Linked DNA regions of Homo sapiens: region 1 is linked to region 2. Evidence: read pairs that join two places in POLR2A ChIA-PET (ENCODE). Cell type or tissue: Panc1. All regions are shown on one strand. Each heading gives the region's core, and the rest is flanking DNA. Links, peaks and the distances in the headings are about the cores only.

What was found. Peaks named below come from ENCODE experiments on the same cell type or tissue, not always from the same donor. Only the 100,000 strongest peaks of a DNase experiment are listed, where the experiment ranks them.
Region 1: POLR2A ChIA-PET joins it to region 2 with 11 read pairs; 2 of 35 experiments call an interaction of 5 or more read pairs at or near these places.

The regions. Positions count from the first base shown.
Region 1 is chr15:69,718,024-69,724,723 of GRCh38, forward strand. No RefSeq gene overlaps it. Among named protein-coding and RNA genes, the nearest start is that of LINC00593, 110 kb to the right of the region's middle. RefSeq lists a silencer at 1,757-1,806. In Panc1, for the core only: no CTCF peak of the experiment used is centred there; a DNase peak (open chromatin) is centred at 3,551; H3K4me3 peaks cover 850 bases.
Region 2 is chr15:70,036,464-70,044,303 of GRCh38, forward strand. No RefSeq gene overlaps it. Among named protein-coding and RNA genes, the nearest start is that of MIR629, 39 kb to the right of the region's middle. RefSeq lists an enhancer at 566-675. In Panc1, for the core only: no CTCF peak of the experiment used is centred there; no DNase peak of the experiment used is centred there.

The DNA of each region.
Region 1 (6,700 bases), core at 868-5,867, 320 kb before region 2:
GGGAGGCTGAGGCAGGAGAATCGCTTGAACCCAGGAGGCGGAGGTTGCAGTGAGCTGAGATCGTGCCATTGCACTCCAGCCTGGGCAACAAGAACAAAAGTCTGTGTCAAACAAAACAAAACACAAAACAGAACTTTTCCTTTGCATTCCCAACTTGGCTAACTGGTGTGAGAGGCCTGGCTTTCAACTTCTCTTGGCTTTTGACATGCCTTCCTCACAAGCTTCATCATTTTTAGCTTTTGATTGAAAGTGAGAGATGTATAACTCATTTTTCCACTTAAATACTTAGAGGCCATTTTATGGTTATTAATTGGGCTAATTTCCATATTTTTGTGTTTCAAGGAATGGGGAGGCCGAAGGAGAGGGAGAGAGAGAGAGAGATTGGCCAGTAGGAGCAGTCAGAACACACAAAACATTTATTAATTAAGTTCGCTGTCTTACATGGGTGCAGTTCATGGTGCCCCAAAATAATTACAATAGTAGTATCAAAGATCACTGATCACACATCACCATAACAGATGTAATAATAATGAAAAAGTCTGAAATATTGCAAGAATTACCAAAATGTGACACAGATACAGGAAGTGTGCACATTCTATTGGAAAAACGGCACCAACAGACTTGCTCTACACAGGGTTGCAACACATTTTCAATTTGTGAAAAACACACAATATCTGTGAAGTGCATTAGGCAAAGTGCAATAAAATCAGGTATGCCTGTAGAATGAGGCTCATGCAGTTAAGAGCTGGTGTGGCTCCTTCTTGTCTTTCATGGGGTGATGACTTGGAGGCCCTGCATGCCCAATGGCCTGCAGAATGGAGGAGGGCCCCCCACTCCATGGCATTCTCCATGAGCAAGAAATAAACTTTCATTATTTTAAATCTCTGAGATTTCAAGGTTGTTACTTCAGCATAGCCTGGCCTATTCTAGCGAATACCCAGCATGTTGGAGTTCACTGAGTAATTGCTGCTCTTGAGTTCTTTAACACCATGAAGGAAAAAGCTGCCTCTTGAGCCACCCAGGGCAGCTGATTGACACTTTCCCTCACTCTCATCATCCAGCCCAGATGGCACTTCCTGTTTGGTAACACCTCACGTGGGCTCCTTCGTCCCCCACCAACTCTGCCAGTCACCATCCTACACAGTCAAATGTGCACAGTATTAGAGGTTTGCCAAGAACACATCCTTGTGTCTGCCAAGGAGCGTCTGTTTGAGGAAGAACATTCTAACAGAGAATGTTCAGAGACAAAATGCTGGCTGTGGGAGACAGTCAAATCTTTGTCTCTATGATGAGCAAGTGGAGGCTGGATGGCCACTGTGGATAGGGGGCAGGGGTCCTGAAGATGGGATGCCAGTCTCAAATGGGGAGGGGTTGGGCTGGGAGGGGCAGGATGAACAGGATGATTTTTAAGTCCCTTCCAACCCGGAGAGTCCCCACCTTACTGCCTAACTCAGTATTTTTTTTTGAAAGTGCATGAATGAATACATTTCAGTCACAAAGAAAGTAAAGGACATATGAAATAAAATAGCCTGACTTAATGAGCAAATAAGAATTATAACACAGATTCTTTCTGAAAGGTGTAGCCTCATGAGATCAATGTTCTCAGCCCTCATGAGGCTGACGGATGGTGAAGAGTGGTCAGGAAGGCATGTGACGCATATCCGTAATTTACACGCCAGCCACAAAGAGGGCTGAGCTCAGGGAGGAGTCAGAGCCTTGAGACAGGCTGAAGCCATCATGATAACAGCCCCTCACAAGGACACCTGGTGCTTTGTCATGCACAAAGTGCTCCCCCTGACATCCTGAGTGCTCAGAAACTATTTTCTCTGAGCTTTTAATCATAGATCATAGATTATCCTATATCTCTGAGCTCTTCTTATCATAGCCTCAGGAGAGAAGAACTGCTATTCCTATTTTATAGATGGGTAGGCAGTTTTCAGCAATTTCCCCAAGATCACATAGTGAGTAATGGGGAGATCCAAGACTTGAACCCAGATCCTGTTACACAAAGTGGTGGGTTTTAAAATAAGAGAATACACTTACTCCAGGCACTGGAAGCTGAAATTGCAATTAGTTCACATGCTCCCAGGTTCCTGAGAACTTCCACTTTTGTGTGTAATGTTGATTGTGGACAGATATTATAGGGACAGGCTGACTCTGAACTGCCTTGAAGACAAGAAGGATTTTCTTGGGAAAAGCAATGGACTGGGAGACAGAGAGTCCTGCAATACAGGCCCTGAATCTTTTTCTGACCCACTTCATTACCAAGAAACCTCAGTTTCCTCATCTGAAAGTATGAGGAAAGATGTTGATCTGGTCTACCATGAAGAATTTCTGTGAGGACCCAATGCGAGGATGGGGTGCACATATTTTGAAAACCAATAAAAAGCTGTAAAGAACTATAAAAAGCTGGGGTTCTTGTTTCAATTAAGAATGCATTTTGCTAGGCCAGGCACAGTGGCTCACACCCGTAAATACCAGCACCTTGGGAGGTCAAGGTGGGTGGACCACCTGAGGTCAGGATTTCAAGACCAGCCTGAACAATATGGTGAAATGCTGTCTCTACTAAAAATACAAAAATTACGTGGGTGTGGTGGTGGGCACCTGTAGTCCCAGCTACTCGGGAGGCTGAGACAGGAGAATTGCTTGAACTTAGGAGGTGGAGGTTGCAGTGAGCTGAGATTGCACCACTGCACTCCTGCCTTGGCGACAGAGTGAGAATGCATTTAGCTGCAAGTAACAGAGCAGCCAGCTACAGTGGTTTTAACAGATGATGCTCTGATTTTCCTATGACATAAGAAGTGCAGGGTGGGTAGTACAGGGCAGGAGAGGATGATTTAACAATGTTAATGGGGGCCTAGCCCTTTTCCCCTCTGTTCAAATTCCATCCTCACACATGCTACCTTATATGCACAAGATGGATACTGCCCCTCCAGGCTTTACGTTCCAGTTGCAGGTGGGAAAAAGAAGGGAGAAGGAGGAAGAGTTGGTACCTACATTACGAATGCAAAAGTTTTCTTAGAAATCCAATAACTGTAATATTGGCCAGAACTGTAATCAAATGGTCACCCTCTAGGTACAAGGGAGGCTGGAAGAATGAACATTTTTGGCTGGGCACACCACTAAACAAATCCAGGGTTTTGATGGAAAGGAAGGGGTGGGGATGGATTGCAGGTGACAGCTGGTGGTGCCTACCACAAGCTCCAATACCAAGATGGGCACTGAATTCACAGGGATCTTTTAAATTTAGTTTCTGGATTTGAGTGAAAGCAAATTGGGTTGCCTCATCCTTCGAAGGAAAAGTGGATCCATAGTATTCTACTGTCAGAAAGGGAAATAGAGTCACCTTGAAGACAAGAGGTGAGAGAGTGCTGCAGGTCTGGAGGGCCAAGTGGATAGAAGCTCAGCATGACCTCCCTCTCTCTGTCTCCCCTTTGTTCACTTTCATTAGTCCCGTTCACTTGGGCTGGGAGAGCTGGATCCGGGGAGCTCATTAATAGCCTCTGGGTTTGTGTGTGTCTCCACCCGAAGAAGTCTAACCACAGACTTCCTCTTGACTCTTGGCAACAGGGAGAAAACAAAACCACAGCAGCTTTCATTGCTGAAAAAGACAAAACTGACTCGTTTGCTTAATAAGCCCAGACGGAGGAACTTTATTTCTGGGAGGAAGTGCTGAAGACTCCGGTACAGGCCGGGTGCGGTGGCTCACGCCTGTAATCCTAGCGCTTTGAGAGGCCAAGGCGGATGGATCACGAGGTCAGGAGATCGAGACCATCCTGGCTAACACAGTGAAACCCCGTCTCTACTAAAAATACAAAAACATTAGCCAGGCATGGTGGCGGGCGTCTGTAGTCCCAGCTACTCGGGAGGCTGAGGCAGGAGAATGGCGTGAACCCGGGAGGCGGAGCTTGCAGTGAGCCGAGATCGGGCCACTGCACTCCAGCCTGGGCGACAGAGCGAGACTCGGTCCCAAAAAAAAAAAAAGACTTCAGTACAAGGAGTCGTGGTTGCGCCGTGAAATTGCCAGACTCTGCGATGAGACATCCTGGGTTGACAGTTTAGAGGTTGAGAGATTGGTGGGAGGAGGCCACGAGTCCAGGGCTCAGTAGGACTACGGGGCAGAAGCCTGTGCTGCAGATAGGTGGGACTTTGCAAAATGGATCTGCTTGGGGAAACTGAGGCCTCCTCCCACCTCCGACAACATCCAGACCTCTTTTGCCACTTCTGGTTTCCAAAAATCCATTTATGTATTTATTTTCCCTTTTTCTTATTTTCCCTTATTAAATTCATCTATTGATTAATTCCCATTTCATACTTTCTTTTTTTGTTTGCTTGTATTTCTAATTTCTTACGATGTATAGTCAGTGCTTTTATTTTGGTCTTTCTTCTTTAATAAGAAAGCCATTTCAGGCAATGTATTTTCCCGTGTTAAGCTTTTTTCAAGATCTCATAGGTTTTGAAATAAAATGTTCCCCTTTCCATCGGTTTCTAGATGGGTTTTAATTTCATTTTAATGTTTCCTTTGATCCATGGGTTACCTAGAAGTACGTTTATTAATTTCCAAGTAGTTAAAAATATTTTCAGCCACATTATTGTTTTCTTTTTAATTTAACATTATGGGGTTATAGTAAGAGATTGTGGCCTGTAAAATCTTTAATTTTAAATTAATTTTTTTTCTTTGTTTCTAAGTATGTGTTCAGACTTTATAAATGTTCTATGGGGCAGGAAAAGCTGAGCTGGTTGGATTCATGCAGGAAAGAATGGAATTCTAAAATGTGCTAGCTCTGAAGACATACTACCCTGTTTCCAATCTGGCTTCTACCCCTTTCCAGCTGTGTGTCCTCGGATGAAACACAGAATTTTCTGAGCTTTATTTTCCATTTAAAAAATGGGAACAATAAGAATATCCAGTTTCCAGTATTGCCGTGAAGATTAAATGAAATTACTTACTTAAAAATACCTAGAATACTGCCTGGTGTGGATTAAAAAAACTCACCAAAGAGAAATATTGCTATTTTTTTTGCTTTTACCAAAAAAAGGAGGAACCTTCACTGTTTGTGTTCTCAGCTTTATCCTAACTCAGAGCTGTGGTTGCTGGTTGTTGAGGGAATTGGGAGAAAAGAGGAAATGGATGGCGCAGTGCGGCAGTCACCTTTCCTTCCACGGGAGGTACCTGGAGCCCGGGGGATGGAGCTACTTGCCCAAGGAAACACAGCAATTTGGTGGCAAAGCCAGGCCTCAAACCCAGGTCTCACCTGCTCATTCCTGCCTGTTCTGCTGGCAAGCTGCTCTAGTTTCTCCCTTGAAAGACGAGACAGTTGACTGCAGATTCGCCTCTACGCTGTAGGGAAGGCTGGAAGGTCTCAGGAGGCAGCAACCTCAGAGCTTTGTCATGTTACACCTTGCTGTCTGGGAAAGGGGAACTCTGAGGTCAGTAAGTTCCAAGAGAAGCTATAGAAAGAGGGTTGAATTGGGAGTGGTGGGAAGCTCTGGGCATTGCTGTTCCATTGATCAGTTGTGGCAGGAGAAAAAGCCAGTCCTCTAAAGCACCCCTAGGGGGAGGTCTGTCTGCACCCCTCTGGGCTTCAAGCCTTCATTGCCTGCGTGCCTTGCTTCCCAAGCCCTGGTACTGACCGTGGCAAAGGCAGATCCCCAAGAGGCCCCATCTTCATTTGCCTAGCAGGTCCTATGTGGAGCAGAGCTCAGGGGCAGGAGCCCTCTGTTACTGTTCAGGGGGGCTCAGCAGCACGGATGTGCTCATGGAAACTGGAGAAACTGGGGTGACAGCCTCAGCAGCACTGAGGAGGCCTAATTAAGAAGTAAGGCAAAACGAGATGCGCTGCTCGGCTGTGCTGCCAGCTGACATCTGAGAGGGGCTGGCACTGTGCCCTGGAGCAGCCAGGAGCCATGAAGAACTCAGGAGGCATGGGAGCTTCTTTATGGCAGAAGTCCGGAGAGGAGAGGGAATCTCAGGACAGAATTACAAGGTGGAGGGTGGCTGAGTTATCTGATTAGGGCCATTGATCTTGGGAGCAAGTGACCATTTCTTGGCCAAGGACTCTCAGTATCCTCAAGCATCATGTCATCATGCTGTGTATAACCCACAAGTGGACAAAGATGCCTGGAACAGATATCACAGGGCATGGTTAAAGCACACATGGATATGTCTCGGCAGCAGGTCTCTGACCTCAGACACACGCCCATGCTGTGGGGTAAGTTGTCACCAGGGAAAGCTTGGAATTAGAGGCTGATTTTCATAGCTCTTCCATGCAAGTTTTTAAAAAATGTATGGCCCCCATGATTATTATGAAAATTGAATAAATCCGGGCATGCAAAAGTGCTTTGTAAATATCAGCACAAGCACAGAAGAAAGTTATCGCACGTGCATTTTGGTTAGAAAGTGCTAGCTAATTCCTTGCTATGTCCCCAGCCCTTTGTTAGAAGCTGCAGAGGAATCAAATAGGCCTAGATCTTGTTCCTGTCCTCATGGGGCTTGTGGGTTTTCTCAGTGTGAAATGCTTTGCAATCATTGTCTCTCCCTCCCTCTTTCCCCCATGCTACTTCCTTCTAACATAGCTTAATTAAGCACCTCTTCTAAGTGAAGTTCTGGGCTAGGGGCTAAATTATATAGAAATTATTGTCTATTAAGGGAGAGACAGGAGCAAATGGATAGGTACAAGCCCAACATGGTAGCCATTTA
Region 2 (7,840 bases), core at 1,581-6,580:
CCTTTTAAAATCTTTACATTTAGGCTTTAAAAAGTAAACTTATTTTTTTAAACCTATGAGGTAAATCATAGGCTGGTGGGTTCTAGACCAGGGCAAATATCATTAGATGACTGCGATTCTTTGATTGCGTAGGTCTAGGTAGCTCTGTCCATGTTGGTGGGTAGGACTTAGAGGCCTGAACACCTGCGCCTCCTGGAACTGAGCCAGCAGGGCCAGAGGAGGGTGCCTCACACTGATAGAAAGGTGATGGTGAGTCAAGTAGCAGTCTTGGGTAACATCTGTCCTTAGGGCTTCCTGGAGACTAGGGAGTGTGTCCCCAAACAAGCTTGAATGCAAATTACTTTCGTTGACAAACAAGCTGATCTACATAGTGCATGCACAGCAGTTGGCAGCAGTTTCCAAATAGTGCCCTGCACAGAGGGATGGCCTCTCTGTGCAGTATTCAGCAAAGTGATTCAGTACTGTGGGCTTCCTCCCTCCTCCCTTCCTCCCTCCCTCCACCTGCTGACCCTCCTGGGAGACACTAGAGGTTCTCTAAGGAGTAGCTCCAGCCCTAGCACAAGGAATCTACAAACTCTTCAGGCCCATCCAAGGACAAACTAGCTCAGAACTGCAGAGAGGCAAGCAGTTCAGGGACTGGCATGTCTAAAATGCCTTTCCCTCTATAAACCTACAACCCCGATGCACTCTTAAACACCTAGTCAAATGTGATCTCCTCTGGGAAGCCTTCATGAATACTTCCCCTTTTTGACCCTTCTGAGAGTTGCCTCTTCCCCCGATGAGGACCCCCACAATATGCTGTCCAGGCCACTAATTATTAATTAGTAGAATTTGTTTTTTCCACTAACAAGTGCATTCTGTGAGGGTATAGATCACTTACCTCTATATTTCGTGCCCCTAGCCTCCAACACTGGGTCTGTTCTGTCTATATTTATTGAATTAATGCATGGGTGTGTGGGCCGATATGCTTGGCTTACAATCCTGAGCAAATTTTCAGATTCTACTCACTCTACTTCTCCTTTTAAGGAAAGGAAACTTTTCATTGAAAGCATTCTTTTGGGCATTTAGTAACTGTTTACCAAACACCTATCAGATGACAGGTACTCCATTAGGAACTGGGAATAGAGAAGTGAACCAAACTTGATCTCTGCCCTCAAGAAATTCACAGTTGGTTGGTTGGAAAAATGAAGCAAGCAGCAAATGAATAGCAACAAGGGAAGAATTTGAAATTCATCTTCACTTAGGTGTAAACCACTCAGAATTTAATCTACTTAGCAAGGAGATACAGGTAGAAGATCAATGAGGTTAAATAAAAAAACCCTGTAACCCTGAATTTGAATTAGAAGCCTCAGTAGACCTCACGGTCTATTTATATATTAACAAATATATAAATATGCACATACACATTTCTTAGCTCTGCTACTGAAAAGGCCCAGAAACAATGATCATTTCATTAGCATCAAGCACCCCAAGCACCCAGATTATGGTCTCCAAATACCACTTTCCACTAAACAGAACCAAGGTTCATTGGAAAAAATGGCCAACTCCACATCCAGGATGGAAAATGTACAAGATGAGCCAGGGACATTGTCTTTTACCAGAAAGCATGGAAGCTCTCAAAGACTAGTATGGTCGTATTAAAAAGACTCAGGAGGCATCTTCAAGAGGATCCCCAAGTAGGATGATTTCAGAAGCAATAAAGATAACTCCACTTGACTCAAACATATCAAATATGTTTAAATTCACACATTCATAATGTTTTAAAAAAGAATACCTCATTGGTCAATTGCTGAGGATACTGAAGAATTAACTTATTATTTTGAAAATTGGCAAATAAAGCAAATGAATCAAGCATTCATCTTGCCTTTCCTGTATGAACTGTACTTCAAGGTAACCAAATGGTTGGTGTGGGGCAGTTTCTTTTTATAACAATATTCAAGCAAATGTTGCAATTGGAATCACCCTTATGTAGCCCCTAATGAGTTAATGAATCTACACAATGATCATCGGTGACTGCTAACATACAAAAGGAGAAGCATCTAGCTGCTATGTGTTTCCTAATGAATCTATGAAGTATTCTGCCTCCCTCCAAAATCAAGCCTGGATCTAATCAAGCTCCAAGATCTAACTACAATTTAGCAATCAGCAAAATTCAGACTATGTGAAGCTCTAAGGACAAATTTGGTTTTTTTTCCAGTAAATAAATATGTGTGTGTATGGATGTGTATGAGAGAGAGGATGTGATATGAAGCAGGAATCTAAAAGACATATCAATTTTGCTTGCTCTGTGTGGATCTTATTTGGATCCTAATTCAAATAAATACACTTTGTAAAAAGACTTATGAGACAATTGGGGATCTTTGAATACAGATTGGATATTTGATGATATAAGAAGTTATATTTTAGGTTTAGTGGTATTTGGTTACATTTTCAAAACAGGTCTTACGTTTTGGAAATAGTAAAATATGTGCTAATTTAATGATGAAATGTCTGGAATTTGCTACATAATACTCCAGTGGTGGTGACTGGTAGAGATGGGTGGGGTATAGATAAAAGAAGATTAGCCCTGAGTTGATAACTGTTGAAGCTGGTTGATGGGCACATGGAGATTCATTATTCTGTTCTCTCTACTTCTCTGTTTGGCATTTTTCATAATGAAAAGCTAAACAAATCTAATCCATGCTGTCTCTGCATGAGAGCACTGCCCCTGCACACTCACAAAATCATTAGAACCACAAAACATCCAAGCTGGAGAGGACCCAGGGATTGATTATTCACCTGCCTTCAAGCATCACATAAAGGATGAAAAGATCAAGGACTGGAGAGATCCCGTGACGTGACTAAGGTGATGTGGTGAGCCCGGGGCTTTGCTATCTGCCACTGGGCATGGGCACCCCCACCCCAGGCCCCCTTTGAGTCACCAGACACTATAACGGGGGCGAGTTCTTAAGTCTTTACTTTTCTGCCTTTTTAAAAAAAAATCTTTAATTATGAAATATTTCAAACATGTCACAAAGTACAGAAAATAACACGACCCTTCTAAAGCCACCACGCAGATTTTTAAAATGTGAACATTTTAACATTCTCTACAGAGTTTCTAAAAAGTAATAAAATGTGATAGGTATAGCTGAACTCCCGCTGACCTTTCCGTTTCTTCCCTCCCCACAGATAACCATTATCCTGGTGGTGTAGGGTGTTCTTTCTACTCATATATATATGTATATATATGCTCAAATATAGAATTGTTTTGTGGATTTCTATTTTATATAAATAGTATCATATCATGTATTTCCTTCCACAACTTGCTCTTTTCACACAACATTGTTTTTGAGATTTATCCAAACTGCTACAGAAAGATATAGCTTATGCATTTTAATGCCTATGTACAATTTTATTATAGGAAAATGCATAGATCTTTTAAAATCCATTCATCCATTAATGGACAGGTTGTTTCTAATTATTTTTGCTCAAACAAGGAGGCAATGAAGATTCTGTACATATCTCTTCATGGAGTTGTTGAAGAGTTTCTCCAGGGTGCATACCTGGAAGTAGATTTAGTGGGTCACAGGGTTGTGCTTTTCCTCCTTCATGATTGCCAAACTGCCTGGCAAGAGTAACCTATTAGTAATAGTAATAGTTGTTTGGCAACCACAAAGTGGTTGAACCAATTTATGCTCCCACAGTGTTTGACAATACTAGTCATTCACCACCCTCATGGAAGCTTCATATGATCAAACTCGAAAACTTGCCAGTCTAATGGGAATGGGTCGTTCCATTTCATTTTGTTTTGTAAATTTGCATTTCCCTGATAGCTGGTGAGATGAGGTATTTTCACGTGTTTGTTGAGCATTTCTGCTTCCTCTCCTGTGAATCACCTATTTATGTCCTCTACCCATTTTCCTCTCGAGTTGTTGGCTTTCAATGTACTGATTTGGAATAATTCATTATCTATTCCAGACACCACTTTTTTCGGTCAGTTGTAGGCATTGTGTTTATGTTTTTTCATGTTTTGTTACTTTATAGTATCTCTTGTTGTACAGGTATTTTAAAATTTAATATCATCAAATTGATCTTTATTTCATTATAGCTTTTGCTTACTGTCTTGTTCAATAATTTTTCCCATCCTCTGAGTCCTGAGGTTGTTCTCCAATATTCTGTACTATAAGCTTAAAAACCTTAATCCTTTGAGAATTTATTTTTGTGTACTGTGTGAGGTAGGGATCCATTTTCCCACCATGAAGATGGCCTGTTGCTCCAGAACTTATTGCTGAATAGTGCTTTTCTCCACTGATGCATAATGCCATCTATGTGGTAGTCACATTCTCACCTATATAGTAGTCTACTTATGGACTCTCTATTCAGCTCCATTGGTCTATTTGTCTGCACATGCAGCAAGAGCACACTTTCCTGCTTCCTGTAGCTTTACAGTAAGTCTTGATATCTGGCAGGCGAAGTTCTCCTCCCTCATTTCTCTTCAAAATTGTATTTGCTATTCTTGGTCCCTTACTCTTCATATAAATATCAGTATCAGATTATCAAATTACACAGAAAACATTCCATTTGGATTTGTTTAACATTGTATTTATAAATAGTTGTAAAATACAGCTTCTTAAATGAAAAAGCTCATAAATGACTATGGCATAGTTTGTGATATACAGAGGTCTTTTTACATTTAAATCTTCAATAAAATTTTGTATTTTTATCCTTAAAGATCTTACGTAGCTTTACTTGGATTGACTCATAGGTAGCTTTTACTATTATAAATGCATTTTTCTTTACATTTTCTAATTGGTTGCTGCTTGTGAATAGGAATGCTATTGATTAATGAAATTTGATCTTGGATCCAGCAACTTGACTAAACTCCCTTATTAAACAGTTTTATATTCTGTGTATATCTAGTCATATTATCTGCAAATAATTACAACTTTGTTTCTTTCACTTCAATCATGATACTTTTATTTATCCTTTTATTTTTTATGTTGTCCTATTGCATTGGCTAGACCCTCCAGCACAACGTTGAACAGAGACAGTAATAATGAATATTCTTGTGTTTAAAAAAAGTTTTTTAGAGATGGGATCTTGCTATGTTGCCCAGGCTAGTCTCCAACTCCTGGGCTCAGGTGATCCTCCTGCCTCAGACTCTCAAGTAGCTAGGACAACAGGTACACACTGCTGTCCTGGCTCATTGATTGTTTTTTATGACTTTAATATGATGCTTCTGAAACTTTACTGTTATCTATTATTTGGCTGCAGGTCTGATATAGCTATCCATTGTCAGATTAAAGTTTTCTTTGATTCCTGGTTTGTAACTTTAAGGGAGTCATGAATGGGTGTTGAATTTTGTAAAATGCTCTATCTGCTTCTTTTTACTGGTAAAACTTTCTAAGACTTCCAGGTGTTCTAGAAAATAATTTGCGGGCTCCAATAGTTGCTTGTAGGGTTCTATGTCTCAAGCTTGTTAATTATGTTGTTCATATCTTTTATAACCTTATAAATTTCTCACAGCTTGATCTACTAGTTCCTCTTAGTGGTATGATAAAACTTCCCATTCCTCCTTGTAATTCTGTCCATTTTTGCTTTATGTAGTTTTTGGGTATTGTTCTGAGCTAGGGATCTCCACTCTACCTTTAAAGTCTTTTATTTACCACATTAAAGGATTCCCCTTTCTTTCATGTAGATTAGCAAAATTGTTTTATTTTAATTTTATACAATATGTCTGTGTTCACATGGTCAAAGTGAATCCTTATTAGCTTGCTGTTTCATTTTCCTGAATTGGAAATTCTAGGCCCGATCTTTTCATCTTCTAACCTGTTGCCACCAAACATTTGCACAGGGCAGCTTCCATCTGTGATACCCTGTAGGGACAAGGCCATAGCCCCATCCTAACTCCCTCTCTTGCCTCAGCAGTCAGGAGCTCCCTAGGGCCCACTTCTGACCTGTCTGAGAGGGGAACTGGGTCCGGGTCAGGTTGAGCACACTGTGGGGTTTTCTGGGCATTCACAGAGGTACTCAAATGGATGTAAGAAAGGTCTGATTTAGCCAGGGGAGCTTCTGTCTCTTGGCTCTTCTTCCCATACTCTTCCACCTAAGATCACTGATCTCCTCTACACGTGGGATCAGTTCTTTCCAAGCTTCTACTCCAGTCCTCATGAGGCAGGCAGTCCACCACCTATCCTCCACTCACCCGCCAATCCTCTCATCCACTCATCCATCCACCTATCCATTCATCGATCCATTCAACCATCCATTCGTCTATCCATCCATTCCCCCATTCATCTATCCATCCATCTACCCATCCATCCATCCATCCATCCACCCATTTATCCATCCATCCATTCATCCATCCATCCATCCATCCATCCATCCATCCATCCAACCATCCATCCATCCATCCATCCTTTCATGCATCCATCTACTCATCCATCCATCCATCCATCCATTCATCCATCCATCCATCCAACCATTCAGCAGCAGTGTCATACAAACCTTACAAGCTGTGTGACCTTGGGGAACTTGAACTTCAGTTGTTTCATCCATAAAATGAGTATAATAATAGCAATGACCTCATAGGTCAGTTATGAGTATTAAACAATATTTATGAAGCACTGACTGACATGATTTACATGCACTAGCACTCTAGAAATATTAGTGTATTATCTTAATCACACACTCACTGATTCATTCAAGTAACATTTTCCTGAGTACCTACAATGCACTAAGCACTGGAGATATAAGACAAAGTCGCTGTTCTCTGAGAGCCCACTGTGTGGTGGGAGGGTCAGGTGGGCATCAGGAGACAGGATATCATTAAACCATACAGATGGTCCTTGACTTACAATGGGGTTATGTCCCAATAAACCCATCGTAAGTTGAAAAATTCTAAGTCAAAAATGCATTTAATGCCTGCAATCCCAGGACTTTGGGAGGCTGAGGCAGGTGGATCATAAGGTCAGGAGTTTGAGACAAGCCTGGCCAAGATGGTGTAACCCCATCTCTACTAAAAAACACAAAAATTAGCCCGGCATGGTGGCGGGCACGCGTAATCCCAGCTACTCCGGAGGCTGAGGCAGGAGAGTCTCTTGAACCCGGGAGGCGGAGTTTGCAGTGAGCTGAGATCACGCCACTGCACTCTAGCCTGGGTGACAGAGCAAGACTCCGTCTCAAAAAAAAAAATGCATTTAATACCCAATAAACTCATCATAAAATCAAAAGTCCTAAGTAGAACCATCTGTAATCATACTAACATTGTGCTTGGTATGTGCTACCTAAAGTTGGGAGAGAACACTCTCAGAGTACCAAGGAGTAGGGAAGTGGGCAGTCAGGGAAGGCTTCCTGGAAGAAGTGACATTGAGGCCTACTCCTGAAGAATGAGCAGAAATTCAAAGAAGGATGCACCACATTCAAGCTGAAAGAGAAGCACATGCAAAACCTAAAATGGGAGAGCATTGCTTTTCAGGGCATTGGAAGTACTGTGCTGCTGGTGTGTGAAGGGAAGCAAGATAAGTGGGGAGGGATGACTTTAGAGATACAGGGCCCACACCTAGATGAGTTAAGGGTGAGTTGTGCTGTGAAGAGGGCCAGTGAGGGGCTCCAAGATGGGCAATGATGGGGCCAGATGTGCAGTTTATAAAAGTAACTGTGTGAATGTGGTGGGAGCTTAGAATAGGTATATTACCCAGGTAAGGAACTGATCATGCACCATGATCCAATCACAGATCCCCGGGTCTTCTGATGCCAATTGTGTTGGGGACTCAGAGCCCTGGGGCATTATCATGGGCATTCTCAGACACTGAATTGCAGCCTCCTTCCATCTTCTCCCCATTCCTCTGCCTCTCCTGGT